3 separate regions of the Homo sapiens genome follow, and all the other regions are linked to region 2. A link is an interaction called in ENCODE POLR2A ChIA-PET data of the cell type or tissue named here. Cell type or tissue: MCF 10A. All regions are shown on one strand. Each heading gives the region's core, and the rest is flanking DNA. Links, peaks and the distances in the headings are about the cores only.

Region 1 (5,000 bases), core at 1-5,000, 510 kb before region 2:
AGGAGATATTGAAAAAGACTTTAAGCAAATGAAAGAGTTAGCCAAGTAGTTATCTAGGACATTTAGTTAGAGAGGAAATAAAATGTAAGTTAAACAAAGTCATGCAAGGTATTTCAAAGACTGGCTTATACAGTAAGTAAAACTGTGTTTTAGGCACTTCATATGTATCAAATTACTTACTTCTCCCCACAACCCAATGAGTAACATAGAAAAGTTAAATAACTTCCTTAGGTTTACACTGAGGGAGCAGAATTTGAATCCAAATTCAAACCCCTACAATATCCTGCCTCTGAGTACTGAAAATTCTAATCCAGTGATTCTTAGATTTCAGTGCAGATATCCTAGATATCTGCTCATTTCAGAAGGTATCCACATGATTCTGTTGTGAAAGATCCATGCACTGCAATTTATCACTGGTCTAATTCCTCCTACACATGAAAGATTCTGAGATATTTTAAGGTAAATATTACATTCATTTCCTATCCTTTGCCATCCCAATTGTTTGCCAAATTGTGGCACATTCTTAGACCAGCTGGGGCATCTACTTGATATACTCCCCCTCTCCATCTGAGATTCATCAAATGAGAGAGGCTTTGGGTAAACAGCAGCACTGAATGAAGAGGAAGGAATGAATATTTACTGAGTGCCTTCTAGGTGCCAGCTATTAAAAGCTAGAGGCTTAATATATTTTTTCTTACTTGAACCTTATTAATAAATAGAGATAGATAGATAGATAGATAGATAGATAGATAGATAGATAGATACATAGATACATAGATAGATACATAGAAAGATACATAGATAATAGGAAGGAAGGAAGAGGAACGAAGGGAGGGAGGGAGGAAGGAAGGAAGGAAGGAAGGAAGGAAGGAAGGAAGGAAGGAAGGAAGGAAGCAAAGGAAGGCAGGCATGTTTATTACCATTTTACAGGTGAGAAAACTAAGTCTGGACAGGCTAGGCATGCAGTATCTAGAATTCAAACCCAGCCTGATTCCGAAGCTCAGCCTACTTCTTACGATCTACTCTATTCATTCAATCTGCTGCCCCCACCACTGTCTCACTCTGTAATTGGGAAACTGAAGTATAATCTTCCAGAAAAGTGCTACTTAGTGTGTATTACCATTCTCAAGTCTCCATCATTTCTATAAACAGAAAGAACTCACATTTTAATGAGAGTCAAGCCTCTTCTGTGGGCACTAAGAGCTCAAAAGAAGAAAGCAGAAAATGTGTACTCAACGCTAGAATCCAAACTAAAGCAAAATATTTTCTCCTTTATTTTGTTGTAGAAAACTATGGAGATTAACGGTGATACAGAACTTGCTTTTTTTTTAAGAAAGGCTCTATTATCATTTCCCAAATATTAAATGTCCATGTGCCTAACCGAGTCATCTACTTTTTCTTCCCATCCCCAAACCTGGGTCCTGAAGGGGATGGGGCAGATGGGGAATGATCTGTAGGTCAGAGTAATGTGGCAGAATCACATCCTTAAGGACATAAAGGGTTCTTTATGGATCTGACTCTCCGTGCAGTACCCGGTTGTAATTCTCACCGAGGCCAATGAGATACCTCCTAAGACATTGTTCTACAGTCACAGATTTATAAAACACTCTACCTTAGACATAATATTTTCCAAATTGCTCATTTTCGGGGTGAAAGCAAGGAGTCTGGAGAAGGAAACGCAACTAACCAGGACCAGGGCTGATTGACTGAGGAAAAAAAAAAAAAATGACATAATCTTGGAGTTAGAAAACTAGGGTCCAAGTCCCAGTTCTACTATTTATTAGCTGCTTGGCTGTAGTAAATATGTAGCCCCTTTGAGACTCATGATGTAAAACATTAGCAACACCTGCCCTGATTACCTCAGAATTATTGCAAAAAAAAAATGTTACATGTGTATACATTTGCATATACAATAACAAGCATTTTGACGACTTAAAGTTCTATATTAAAAAAAAGCTGTTATTATTTCAACCTGGATCTTTCTTTTTCTAATTTAGTATCCATCTGGGCATGCAATGGAACAATTCTCATTGCTGTTGTTAATTGTAATAGAGGTTAAAATCCCTATGCATAAGCCTCTTGACAAATGTCATGGCATATGATTGACACTTACCAAAGGCCTGACAAGATGGGTTTTATTATCCCCATTTTACAGATCATAAAAATAAGGCAAAGATAGACCAAATAATTCGGCCAAAGTCAAACCCAGGCAGATCAGTTTGACATCAATGTCCACTATATTATGGAAACACAATTTTAAGTTGCCATAGCATCTAACCATACTGGCGTTAAGAAACTGCTATCAACGAAAGGAACATTTCCAGACATAATGCTTATAAAATGACTGCTTCTCATTTCTCTTGCCATTAGCATTGATTGGCAGAGGAGGAAGCCGTGTAATCATGAGGACTTTTGTGCCAGAAAGGTAGAAATCACAAGCATCTGCTGGATATAAACTAGACATAAAAGGTTACCTGTTCTCATGTTCAACAGAAAATAATAGTTGAAGTGATGTAAATTCTTCAATGCTTTTAGAAATCTTGAGATCGAAGCTCATTGCAGCTGCCCACTTCAATGGAAACTTCCTACTTTCTCTCTGGCAATTTATTTATGATACTTGACACTGGTCTTGCTGTCAATATATGCAAACGGGCACTTCAGCATCATCCTTCACCGTGTTTTCTGCAAAATGCCCTTTATTATTAGGACAGAAATGGGTTTTCCCATCATTGAGCTAGTAATGTCTAACTTTCTTGGAGCCTATGACTCCTTATCATTGTCTGATTTTGTGACCACAAAATTAAAGGAAATTAAAACTACTTTATTAGTCTGTAGAGGCAAACTTTGACACAACTAATACTATTGATAAAGCACGAGAAATCCAGAAAGTCAATTTTGGGCCCACTGACATAATATGAACCCATCATCCGTTCAATTTTGCCCTTCTTATGTATGAGTCACTGTGCTAGGCACAGGGCAGAATAAACCATATCCTCAGCAGATATTTTAAGGTAAATATCACATTCATTTCCTATCCTTTACCATCCCAATTGCTTGCCAAACTGTGGCACATTCTCTTAGACCAGCTGGGGCATCTACTCAATATACTCCCCCTCTCCATCTGAGATTCATTAAATGAGTAATGATTTGGGTAAACAGCAGTGCTGAATGATGAGGAAGGAATGAATATTTACCAAGTCCCTTCTAGGTGCCAACTATTAAGAGCCAGGGGCTTAATATGCTCTATCTTTCTTTAATTTCACTAATAAATAGAGCTAGATAGAAAGATGATTGACACACAGATTAGATAGAGACATTTGTAAGTCTCTCAGCTGATGGCATAGCTTATTCTGTCCTGTGCCCAATGGGGATGAACAAAAACAAAAGCACAAATTACAAATTCCAGGACCACAGTAAAAAAAATAATAATAATAACAATAGAGATAGAAGATGTTATATGCATTTAAAAGGGGTTTTGTGAGCTGGAGAGAATCAAGAAAGGATTGGAGCAGTATGTTTGGAAAGGAAAGAGTAGAAGAAGAGGAGAAGACAGAAGCTGAGGTAGTGTGATGTGAGGATACAGAGATGGGGCATTTACGAATCTGGTTATATGAGTTTCCAAATTTCATGGTGTGGTATCTAGTAAATATGCTGTAGTGGACCAAAAGGCTTTGCACTCAGGCACACGCAGGTTCCAATCTTTACTAATTAGGAAACCTTGGGCAAGTCTATAAGTCTCTCTGAGCCTCAGTTCTTTCATTTGTAAAAGGCAAATAATAATATATATCTGAGAGTTATTTTTATGTTTAAATGAAATGACAAAAGTACATGTGCCGATGAAATGCTGATTTCTCTTGCTCATCTTTGTTTGTTCAGAAAAATACATCTCCAGGGAATAAAACAATAAGAGTATTTTCTTTTTACTCCCCTTTCTCCATTTTAGCTTTAACTTTTGCAAATAGATGTGATTACAGAATCTCAAAGTTGAAAGGAATCTTAAAGATACACAATGCGTTATAGCAGAAGAAATTTAGAGATCATCTAGTTCAGCTCTCCCACATTTTAGGTCCAAAGGTAAAGATATTTCTCAGTCACAGGCAAGGTAGTACCGGGATGAGGATGTAGGATGATGATTGGGTAGGTCATTGGTCTTAGTCTAAGTCCTCAGTTCTAGTCCAGAGGTGGGACAATTGGAAGTTCTTCCTAACTCTAGAATAAAATGCGTAGATGAGTCTCAGCATCATGTCTTGCTTTGTGCTGTTACACAGGCTGATATGGTTTGGCTCTGTGTCCCCACCCAAATCTCATCTTGTAGCTCCCATAATTCCCACATGTTGTGGGAGGGACCCAGTGGGAGATGATTGAATCATGTGGGGTAGGTCTGTCCCATGCTATTCTCGTGATAGTGAATGGGTCTCACAAGATCAGATAGTTTTCAAAATGAGAGTTTCTCTGCACAAGTTCTCTTTTTTGGCCTGCTGCCATCCACGTAAGATGTGACTTGCTCCTCCTTGACTTCCGCCATGATTGTCAGGCCTCCCCAGCCATGTGGAACTATAAGTCCAATGAACCTCTTTCTTTTGCAAACTGCCCAGTCTTGGGTCTGTCTTTATCAGCAGCATGAACACAGACTAATACATAGGCCATGCTACGTAACTCTATGAGCCTCGGTTTCCTAAAAAAATATACAGGATTATTGTGAGGATTGAATGAGATGATATATTTAAGATACTCAGCACAAATAATGATGGAGACAAGTAAAGAGTACCTGTTAAATTATGATGATCGTAATTTAACAGACTAATACATTGAAGGAGTTGTTAGCAGAGGACAGAATCAGTGTTTATTAAATGTTTTCTATGAATAAGATGTTGAAATAAATAGGGACTTAAGCTTCTAAGCAGGCATCAGTGTCCCTATTTCCTAGCTGCAGAGCCAAAAGATCATCTCTATAGAATAACTTGCCTCAGATTTCAGCCAGACTCTCAAAATCCACACTA
Region 2 (6,243 bases), core at 753-5,752:
GGTAAAACAAATTAGGATTTATCACATACCAAAACAAGAAGAATGGAAAATCCCATCAGTGATATATGTTGTGGATGTTTTCTCCTTCCAGGATAAGGAAGCCACAGATAATAAAGAGGCAAAACAGCAAGCTAAAGAGCAAGGACATTTAATAGAGGTCTACCCTCATGCCTGAACTTTACGGGAAATAGTCAAGAAGTAGAATGCAAGCACCCCCACCCTCCAACGCAGATACACACACATGCACATGCACACACACATGCACACATGCACAAATTTCTCCACCCAAATGTCCCCTAACTGCTTACTTCCAGTGGACCATTTATCTCCAGTCCTATCCTTGGGCAGAGCTTCAGTCCAGGCAGGGTGTAGCAATTATGATCTTGTCTCAAGCAGCCCTCCAAGGGCACTGGTTCAACCTTAGCTTGGTCAGGGAATAACCAAAAGATTGAAGTAATCTCTGCCCTCTTTAGGACAGTTCCAGGCTGAGTGCAATGATGCTGAGATAAATCATATCCTACCAATATCAGCTTGGGAAAATCAGAAATGCTGGACCTACTCTTGGGGAGGTATTTTATCTTGAGGAGTAGTTCAAGGTTGGTCGAAAGAAGATGATTGAGGGAGACAAAAAAAGTTCATGCCAGACTCCTGGGTCAGTGCTATTTCTACCATAGAACGCTGGTATTGGCATGAAGGGAAAACCGTGGGTTGGAATCAGTTATTCTTCAGTGAGTAAACAGAGCCAAGGGGGCTCTGAGTAAGGCTTGTTATACACTGAAGCATGCTTTTACATTTTTTCACAATTTAGTTTCTAAAGTGGATTAAGCAGATTATACTATTTAAGCCTTTAATTCTTAGAATTTATAGAAACTAAAGAGATAAACATAGGAAACTGGAAGTCATCTTAAAAATCATGTGTCCTAGGCTAGATGCAGTGGCTCATGCCTGTAATCTCAGGAAAGTAGGCAACATAGTGAGGTTTCGTGTCAGCAAATAATTTTTAAAAATTAGCCAAGCATGATGGTGCACACCTGTGGTCCCAGCTACTCAGGAGTCTGAGGTGAGATCACTTGAGCCCAGGAGTTGCCGGTTGCAGTGAGCTATGATCAGCCCTGCACTCCATCCTCAGTGTCAGAGTGAGACTCTGTCTCTAAACATTAAAAAATAATAATGAAATAAAATCATCTGGCCCAACCCTTCATTTTACAGATGAAGCAGCAGATTCAGAGATATTGAATGGTTTGCTTAAGGTCACTCGACAGGTTGCCAGCAGAGCCAAAACTAGAATTCCTCTCTTCTGATGTCTGGTCTTACACATTCCCTCTTACCAAGGCTCCCTCCTTCCTCACAAGTCTAGTAAGGAAGTTTCTGTGGCTCTGAAGGCACCAGCCGGGGAGTATGGAAAGAGTCATACAGAGCAGAATGATAAAGAGGCTTCCATGCTAAGGCCAGGGAATTAGAGAAGCCACGAGGCCACCAAGAGCGGCAAAGAAGACAGTGAGCTTTTCATTATGACTCAAGCCCCAGAAGATGTGGGCTCAAGATTGGTGTCTATGTTCACTCAAATACAACCACAATGTGAATGAAATCTCTCCTCCTTCCTAATGTCCCATTTCTCTCCAGTCGTCAGTCTCAGATGCAGCCAATTGGAGCTTCTTTCCCAGTACATAGCCTGCACTTTCTAGGCAGCCTGCTTTCATCAGTTACGATTGCTTTACCTAGAAGATAACCTTTTCACCTTAAGCTGCCAAACCCTATCCATCTGTCAAGGTTGATCCTAGGTGTCTGCTCCTTTAGGTAGAGCCTTACTTCTCTCTCCTAAATGATATGCTTCTCACGTAGCCATACCTGTGGATCACCTATCTACTTTTCTCTCAGAAGGGGTGAAATTATTTGCATCAAAATAGGAGAAAGAAATATCAATGACAAGAAATCCTGTAACTTTACAAAGACTTGAAATAGTTATTCATTCCTTCATTCAATCTTTTAGTTCAACAAGCCTGGGCTGAGCCCTGCTTCTCATATTCAAATCACATCTTTTCCTCCAGGATCAGCACAAATGTTACATTCTTCATGAATCATTCCCTAATTCCTCACCTGTAAGCAATAAATACTTCTCATAAATCAACTATTTATTGTCCATATTTTGCCACCAAATTTTTTTTTCTCGCTAGTAGACAGCAAATGCCCAGAGAGTAATTTTCTTCAGGAAAAATATCAAGAAAACATTACACCTACTTTTTTCCTACTTAAAAAAAAATAAGATCAAAGCTAACATTTACTGATACTCTACTCACACCAAATTCTTGATCTCAGTGTAATATTTCATATGCAGAAATGATGAAGTGATGATTTAATTACATCTTAATTGATTTTCTTCTCTCGTGGAGGATTTTCAAGCTATTAGCATTTGGCAGCCAGGACCATTCCACTTACTCTCTGGACCTGTAAAAGATATTTGAAAACTGAGCCTCAGGCAAAGCCAGGGTTGTTAAAATCACCATTTCCCTAAAGGATGTTAAAAGTCCTAAGGGAAAATATTTACAAGGAAAATCTGTTTTCTCTTTGGAATTTACAGATTTTTATTTGTCTATTTTTCTCTTCTTACATGTCTCACCCTTGCCCTGTCCTATGTGGCAGGAAGACACATCCACTTGTCCTTCCACAGATGTATCCATCATCCAGTAGCTGACTGAATTCTACACCTTTTAGTAAATGCCTTTCAGCTTATCAAAGTTTGCTAACAGATCTTCAACTGTCATTGGTTTATTTCTATTTTTAACTCTTTAGAATAACTTACTAGTTCCAGTTTAACTAAAGTTCTTTTGAAAAACAGCTATCAGGAGACTGCTATAGTTTGTAACCAGCTGCCATAATTTTTAAAACTTGGTGGTATAATAAATTGAGTTAGGTGTCCTTTCTATGTGTTCTCACATCATTCTCCTTTGCACTTGACTCATCACCTGATCATTGTCATGTGTATTTACTGTGTAGCCCTCCCAATGCTATAATCTCTTATTATATTCATATCAATATATATCGAAGAGCACATCCATGCCCTGTGTGCCTATCACGCATAGTTGGTAACTAGTCCACAGTAGCCCATCCAGGGCTCTCAGTCAGTGTTTGATGCGTGAACAACCATATGAACAGCTTTTCTTACAGTCCTTATTGAGAGCCCAAGGTGTGCCAAGAAGAGTTAGTCACTGGGAATACAACGATCAATCGGAGGCACATAGAGACACAGCTTTTTATGAGCTAAGCGGACTTTCAAGTTTAAAGAGAGAAACTAGTTCTGTTTTTTATACAGATGAGTTTTTATTTTGACTTACAAAATCTCTTAATCTTCTGTATACTGGTAAACAGTGTCTTCAGAACTCTGCCCCCAGAGAGCCACTGGGGGGAATACAGACATAACAGTGGATGATTATAATACTACCAGAGAGGCACCACGAGGGGAAGTCCAGAAGTGGATGGGATCATATGGGATTTAGTTGTTCATGGAAGACGTAGCAGAGGAAATGATGTTTAAGCTAGTCACTACAGATGAGTGAGAAATAATCAGTCAAAGATTTGGAAGGAGAATTGCCCAAGAAGAGGAACACTAGAAACCCAGAGGGGAGACTGAGTGGAACTGAGACAAAATTCATCAGGACCGTATTTTAGAAAACAGCAGAGAATAATGAGATTTAAGTCTGAGCAGGTAAACCACGAGCAGTCAGGCAAGAGCTTGTGAGTCATGTTTAGGAATTTGAACTTTATCCTTAGACCAGTGGGGAGCCTTTGGAAGTTTTAAATCAGAGAGGGATAAGATCAGATTTGCATTTTAGAAAGATCACTCTGGCTGCAGTGTGGTAAATAGATTAAGGACAGCAGGAATTCACAAGAAAATTTCCTACAGCTGTTTTCCTTTGTACATTTAAATATGTCCCCCGCCCCCCACTACACACACACACACACACACACACACACACACACCTTTACCTACACACAGGCACACACCTTTTTGAAATTTCACTTGTCTTATATAAACTATATAAATTAAATTGACTGGTGGCATAATTTGTCCCAATTTCAAGATGAAGCCCTTTCATGCTTGAAATATTTATTTAGGAAATCATGACTAAGCTCTACCTTTGCTTCCTTTCTCATTCTACTTCCATTCCTGTTTCTTCATATACCACACATATGTTTGTTTTTAAAATTAGAAAACAAGAAAAAAATTAGAAGTAGTCAATTATTAAGTCTCATTTCTCCATGTGGATATCATGACCATTAACATTTGATGTATAACATTTTTCTAGTGAATTTATGTTACATGAGTAGAATCATATTATCCAGAATGTCATACAATCTGCTTTTTTCATTCGAGAGTATATCATGAGCATGTTTGCATTCTAATTATTCTCAGTGGGCATATAATACTCTACCATATGATTGTGTTGTAAGTTAATCTATGCCCATTAGAAATTTTGCTTTTAATTTAATCAGACCATAGTTTATCTGGAGTCTTAAAAAATCTGCTTGACGAAATTAAGATGACATTCCCCAGGCAGCTCTTTCTGTCGGGTGCTCTGGTATTTGGGGTTTTCAGCACTTTTCAGTAACTTTACCAGCTAATCAAAATAATATCAGAAAAGTATCTTCCCTTTGGGAAGCTTTCTGCATTAGGAAAACTGTTTACTTCCAATAAAATAAGTGGAGATGCTTAAAGGAAGAGGGTCTTGATCAAACTTATTTTTTAGGATAAACCAAAATGGAAGGTTTAAGGACCATAAATAAAAACAAATGTATCACTCCAGAATGCTTACAAAAATCATTTTTCTTGAATTGTTTAGTCTTATTCTGAGAAAGTATAAAAGAAAAGCAGACATTTTCATTTTTGCATGAAACTCTATTTTTTTTTTTTTTTTGGAGATGGAGTCTTGCTCTGTTGCCAGGCTGCAGTGCAGTGGCGCAATCTCGGCTCACTGCAAGCTCCGCCTCCTGGGTTCAAGCAATTCTCCTCTCAGCCTCCTGAGTAGCTGGGACTACAGGTGCGTGCCACCATGCCCAGTTAATTGTTTGTATTTTTAGTAGAGACTAAAGGGGTTTCACCAAGTTGGCCAGGATCGTCTCAATCTCTTGACCTCCTGATCTGCCTGCTTTGGCCTCCCAAGGAACTATATTTTTTCTTAACTTTGTTTCCCATTCTGTTTTAATGTCGTAATGAGTCTACCAAGGTCACTTTTTGATACCTTTGTAGAAAGAACACTGGATTAAAAGTTAGAATACTTTAGTTGCCAGCATTGTCATTGATCATGCTGGGAGGATATAGTAGAGCTTAAGGGTGTGATTTCCGGTGTAAGACAGAAATGAGTTTAAAGTCAGATTAAATTACTATTTTTGAATTTCTCAATTGCAAATGAAGCTACTGATGCCAAACTTGTTATTTTCAGCATATATTAGTTTGCTAGGGCAGCCATCACAAAAACCACAGACTGGGTAGGTTAAACAGCAGACATTTACCTTCTGACTGTTCTAGAGGCCAGAAGCCCAAAGTCAAGGAGTCAGGTTTGGTTTTTCCTGTGGCCTCTCTCCTTGGCTTGCAGATTGTTGCCCTCTTATTGTGTCTTTATGTAGTGTTTCCTCTGTTTGTGCTCGTTCTCCTGGTGTCTCTCTCTGTGTCCTAATCTCCTCTTCTCAAAAACAAACAAATAACAAACCAAAAAACCACCAGATTGGATTAGGGCCCACCCTTATGGCCTCATTTTAACTCAGTTTCTTCTTTAGAGGTTTCATCTCCAAATACAGCCATATTCTAAAATACTAGTTGTTAGTACATAAGAATTTTGGGAGACACCATTTAGCGCAAAACACGTGGTAATACATTTATTTCAGGTCTCTGGTGTATTACATGTTTAATAATAGTGGCAACTATTATTACCTGACCTCTCTGAACTTCATTCTTCTTATTTGCAAAATTGGGATATGAATATCTGCCCAGTCTACACATGATGATGACTTAAGATTATTTATATTAACATTCTTTGTAAATTAAATGGTAGAATACTCTTGTGTATTTTAGGCATACACGCATATACTCACCATCTTCTCTTTGAGAATATGCAAGTTGCATCCAGGCATTTGCTGTTAGCTTCTTTTTACATTAAAGCTGGAAGTTGGAAGGGTGGGACTTAGGCTCCTAGTCATCTTCCTTTTATTTCTATAGGGTCTTAGCGTCCTCAGCTCCTAGACACACAG
Region 3 (5,000 bases), core at 1-5,000, 140 kb before region 2:
TCACACAATACATTGTGCTGTTATTTAAAATGTCTACTTGTTTTATATCTCTATGCCTTTATTCATGCTCTCCCCCATTCCCAAACATCCTACTCTTTCTGAATGGCCAATCTAAAATGTTTTTCTTCTTTGCAGTTTTTCTTGACTTCCCTTTTCTAACAAAAAGAAATATCTTCTTTATACGTGTTTTCATAAAAGTTTATACTTACTCTTGTAATTGCTTGTGTGTGTGTGTGTGTGTCTTTAGATATCAGTTGCTCCTTGGAAGCTTGGACTAAATGTTATCCTTGACATCGTTAATACCCTACACAGGGTTAGATACATTGAATTAGTACCATTTATTAAATATTATAAAGAGTACCATGTGATTTTTTTTCTGTTCTGTTTGTATATTTACTTTTGGTTGGTTTAAGACCAGCAAAAATACAAACACCTACAAGCCCACCATACTGAAATTATAAATGATAATATTATAAGAAATGTACTTCATGTTTTAAAAAATAAAATATTATACATACTGTTGTGTGATATCATCCCAAACCCCAATTCCCTCTTCTGAGGAAATTGTTCTTATTGATTTGGTGCATATGCAATCTATATTTTTATTCATTTTCTAAATACGTATGTACCTATAAATGAATTATATTACTATCATTATTTTTTAGAGTAAAGGTCATGCTATGTTGCCCCAGCTGGAGTGCGGTGGCTATTCGCTGGCATGATCATAACACACCACAGCATTGAACTCCTGGTCTCAAGTAGTTCTCCCAAATAGCTGGAAATACAGATTTGACATGCAGCCATGACACCCAGCTACTAATCTATATATTTGTGTATGTGTATATATAAATTTTGCCATACTGAATGTATCCTTTTTCTACTTGCTTTTTCACTTATTATCTATACATGTCAATTCTTATAGTTATTTATTTAACGGACATATGTATTCTCTTATTTAAATAAAACTCAGTAAATTTAGTTATTCTGTAACTAATATAACTATTTCTAATTTTTTGGTTTCCAATCAACATTTCAATGAGCATACTTGTAAATGCCTTCTTATGTACACATGTAAACATTTATCTAGAAGTTATACCTAGAAGTGAAATTGCTGGGTCATTTTCTGATTTAGTAAATGAGGCCATAATCCTCTTCGAGGGGATTTTATAAACTGGCAGTATATGAAATAGTTGTGTCTCCACGATCTTGACACAGTAGTATTTGCATAATGTTTTTGGAAGGGTCGATCTATGGCTGCTCATCTTTGGTTCTAATTTTCCTCCTAGCCCATAAGTACTAAATCCATGGATTTGGTCCCATTAGATTCCTCCTTGAGAACAATGTTTCTCTAGGTATGTCTTTTTCATTTGACTTAACTTTTTTTTTTTTTTTTTTTTTTTGAGATGGAGTCTTGCTCTGTCACCCAGGCTGGAGCGTAGTGGCGCCACCTCTGCTTACGGCAACCTCTGCCTCCCGGGTTCAAGCGATTCGCCTATCTCAGCCTCCCAAGCAGTTGGGATTACAGGCACCTGCACCACACCTGGCTATTTTTGTATTTTTTTAGTAGAGATGGGGTTTCACCATGTTGCCCAGGCTGGTCTCACACTCCTGACCTCAGGTGATCTGCCCACCTCAGCCCCCCGAAGTGCTAGGATTACAGGTGTGAGCAACAGCATCCTTCCTGACTTAATTTTTATTTTCCTTTTTTGGCTCATTGTCATTGGGGAAAACACTGGGAGGTTGTCTGCAGGCCCTTTATGCTACTAATCCTGAATTCTCTGCTTGTTGTGGTTGGTCATTGCATATAATACTTACAGTTCTGCTTTTTTCAAGTAGCCTGAGACCAAAGCACGACCAACAGCTGTACCTGGACTGGATCCTTTTCTTCTCTGCTAATATGTGACTAGATTATTCCTTGTGTTCTCCCTAGGACCTCATTTTCAGTTCCTACCAGGCTTTCCCTTCCCAACCAAGAACACTGTAGTATACTAGTTTAAATTCCTGCCAGGCCCTTTTCTGCACTAACAGGCCTCCAGCCTTCTCCCACTTCTGCATTTCCCTGATATTTCCAACAGCCTTTTCCTGACCATAATTTGACACTGCCACACCAATTAGCTGATTCATAATCTTTTCACTGTCTGTTCTTTGGAGACTCTGGACCATGGCCCAGGAACAACAAGATCCCCTTTGCTGCCTCCACCCACTTCTAGTCATCAACAGCAGCCATGGCACCTGGTGTATTCAGCCTACACAAGCTCTAGACAGAGTACGCACGTACTGGCAATTTTAAGCCCTGTGATTTCCAAGGGTGTTGGCCTTTTAACACCTGTATTAAAAATGTGGGTGGAGAGCACATACTGTGATTCATCTCAGACCAGGCACTCCCTAGAGACAATGAATACCTGTGATAGACACGTTTTCAGTTTCCCGCTACTCCCACAGCCCCTAGAAGGAGTCATCTTATATATTACATGCCTTATCTGGCCCTTGCCACCACCATTACAGATGGATAACTGATCAAACACACACAAAACATCATTGCGTTATGTGGCCTGGCTTTAAACGTTGATCTAGGCCATTGGGTTGCTGCCTTGTCTGAGCTGGGCATGGTGGCTCACGCCTGTAATCCCAGCACTTTGGGAGGCCGAGGCAGGCAGATCATGAGGTCAGGAGTTTGAGATCAGCCTGGCCAACATGGTGAAACCCCGTCTCTACTAAAAATACAAAAATTAGCTGGGCATAGTGGTGCCTGTAATCCCAGCTACTGGGGAGGCTGAGGCAGAAGAATCGCTTGAACCTAGGAGGTGGAGGTTGCAGTGAGCCGAAATTGGGCAACTGCACTCCAGCCTGGCGACAGAGCAAGACTCCATCTCAAAAAAAAAAAAAAAAAAAAAAAATTACCAATGGCCAAGCACCTCCCCTAAAGATAAAAAATTCATGTCCTGAAATGGGGTAAATCACAATATGTGTCCTCCCTCTGCCACACAATTTTAATAAGAGATGGCATTGCGAATTGAGAAAAGAAACAATCTGAAACATATAGCTCACTGAGTAAATTAACAGAACTTTAGAAAACTCTAGCCCAGGAAGAAGTTCCAACTGACTTTATTGTCTGTTTTAAGAACTTCCTCCAGAAACCATTTATCTGAACAACAGACTACTCCTCTAGCTCTCCTTACCTGTTCATAGGACAATAGGTCACTTTAGTGTCACTTTAGTGACAACTTTAGGCTCATCAAAAGACTGTTTACTCTTTAAGACTCTGAGAAACCCTCACTTTCTTGTGTTGACCAGCCATAAACTTTTCTTTCACTAACTTGTCCAATCCAAAGTTGATTCCAGCAGAAAGACTCACCTTAAAGTAGACCTCCAAATCCTCAAATTCATGCCTGAAATCCATCACATCCTTGTAAGATGCTACTGAGATGGTCAAGACATTGTACTCCCGTATTACAGCAAGCAATAAACTCTGATTTGCTTTATCAAGAGATTGTTTTGGTGACCAACAAGTTATCTTAATGGAATTTTCAGGGAGTGGGAAATAGAACCACTAATCTGGGCCAAGCTGATTGTCTTTCTGATCTAAGAGACCCAGAGACTGTCGCCAGTAGGTGCTGGATCTAAGAAATCATGATGTATAGCAAGGGATCACAGTCATACTGGATTAAGTACAAGATGAACATGCAGAGGAAGCTGGAGAGCAAAGAGAGGGGAATGGACAAACTCATGCAAGGAGAAGAAGCAATGGAAAAAATGGTGTGGCCTCGGAGAGTTAAACTCTTCCATACCTGGCATTCCAGCTCTGTTCTCTGTGAGGCCTGAGTATGGTACCTTATTTCCCAACTCAGAAATCCAGGCAAGTGCTGGTGGTATCATAAGGCAGAGAAACTCTGTTGTGTTTGGGGAATTTATATACTTAATGTATTTAAGCTGCTTTACCAAGAAGCCTAGTTGCCAACTGATCATGTATCAAGAAGGAAATAAATCACTCTACCTTTTCTCCAGCTAGAAAAGTGCAGCAGTTGTGTTTGTACGAATTTGACCCCCATCCGTTGGATGAGGGCGTAAAGTGTATTTTATGTTGCTAAGTCATGGAGTTCCATGTGATTGGGCCATTAAATTCTTTATGATTAGTCATTAAGCCCATGAAGGACAAGAAACTGAACAAGAGTTTTGAAGAAGAAAGCCTAAGGAAGATGCATCAGGAAAGCAGAAAGGGAGTGAGGATACATTATGGACACCATTCTTTAAAGGCGACCATTGATGATCTGCATCATATAAACCCGCAGTGTCTGAGGACCTTGACAAGGGCCATTCAAGGGCCCAGAGCTGTGTTCAATAGAACCGACTTAGTACCTTGGCCAGCTGCTAATTCCTTAGGAAAAGCTGCTTTTGTATGAAGAGGAACATTGTTCTGCATATACTTCAGAATTAAATATCTAGCCAAACTGTGAATGAATTAAATACATTCTCTATGCTTCAAGTTTTCATAGACCAAAATAAGTATGGCTTTACCTGGTGAATTAAGAGCTAATTCCCTCTAAGCTGGACTAGACAATATTAATATGTCCCAAATTGAGAACAGAAGACAGTAGGCCCACCCCCATCCAACCATGAAGACTATTATCCTTTATTTAAAATAGTTTCTGGTCTTTGCAAGAAAAAAATAGGGCAGGTAGAAACTTCTAAGGCATTTAATAAAAGTTGACTTTGTTGAGCTTCAAAATAACCCTGGAAAGTAAAAGTACTCATCTCCAATTTACCAATAGCTAAACAGAGGTACCATTTTATAACTAAAGCCGAGGTTGAATAACTTGCCCAAAGTTCAATAGCACATTGAAAGAAGAATGAGTCAGATCCAGGTCTTCATTCCCCATAGTGCCATCTAAACTTTTCCAGGACAGCTTATCTTATAGAACTGAAGTAGGCAGGAAAATGATGACATATCCAAAGGTCCAGCATAATTTCCACATCTGTTGCTAAAACTATGCTATGCAGAG

Evidence for each region. Peaks named below come from ENCODE experiments on the same cell type or tissue, not always from the same donor. Only the 100,000 strongest peaks of a DNase experiment are listed, where the experiment ranks them.
Region 1: POLR2A ChIA-PET joins it to region 2 with 9 read pairs; 2 of 35 experiments call an interaction of 5 or more read pairs at or near these places.
Region 3: POLR2A ChIA-PET joins it to region 2 with 10 read pairs; 3 of 35 experiments call an interaction of 5 or more read pairs at or near these places.

The regions. Positions count from the first base shown.
Region 1 is chr3:190,518,184-190,523,183 of GRCh38, reverse strand. The region is part of intron 1 of IL1RAP (interleukin 1 receptor accessory protein); the gene reads right to left. Among named protein-coding and RNA genes, the nearest start is that of IL1RAP, 6.6 kb to the right of the region's middle. In MCF 10A, for the core only: no CTCF peak of the experiment used is centred there; no DNase peak of the experiment used is centred there.
Region 2 is chr3:190,009,943-190,016,185 of GRCh38, reverse strand. All of the region lies in intron 1 of P3H2 (prolyl 3-hydroxylase 2), which reads left to right. Among named protein-coding and RNA genes, the nearest start is that of P3H2, 110 kb to the left of the region's middle. In MCF 10A, for the core only: no CTCF peak of the experiment used is centred there; a DNase peak (open chromatin) is centred at 3,755.
Region 3 is chr3:190,153,212-190,158,211 of GRCh38, reverse strand. No RefSeq gene overlaps it. Among named protein-coding and RNA genes, the nearest start is that of P3H2-AS1, 35 kb to the right of the region's middle. In MCF 10A, for the core only: no CTCF peak of the experiment used is centred there; a DNase peak (open chromatin) is centred at 2,271.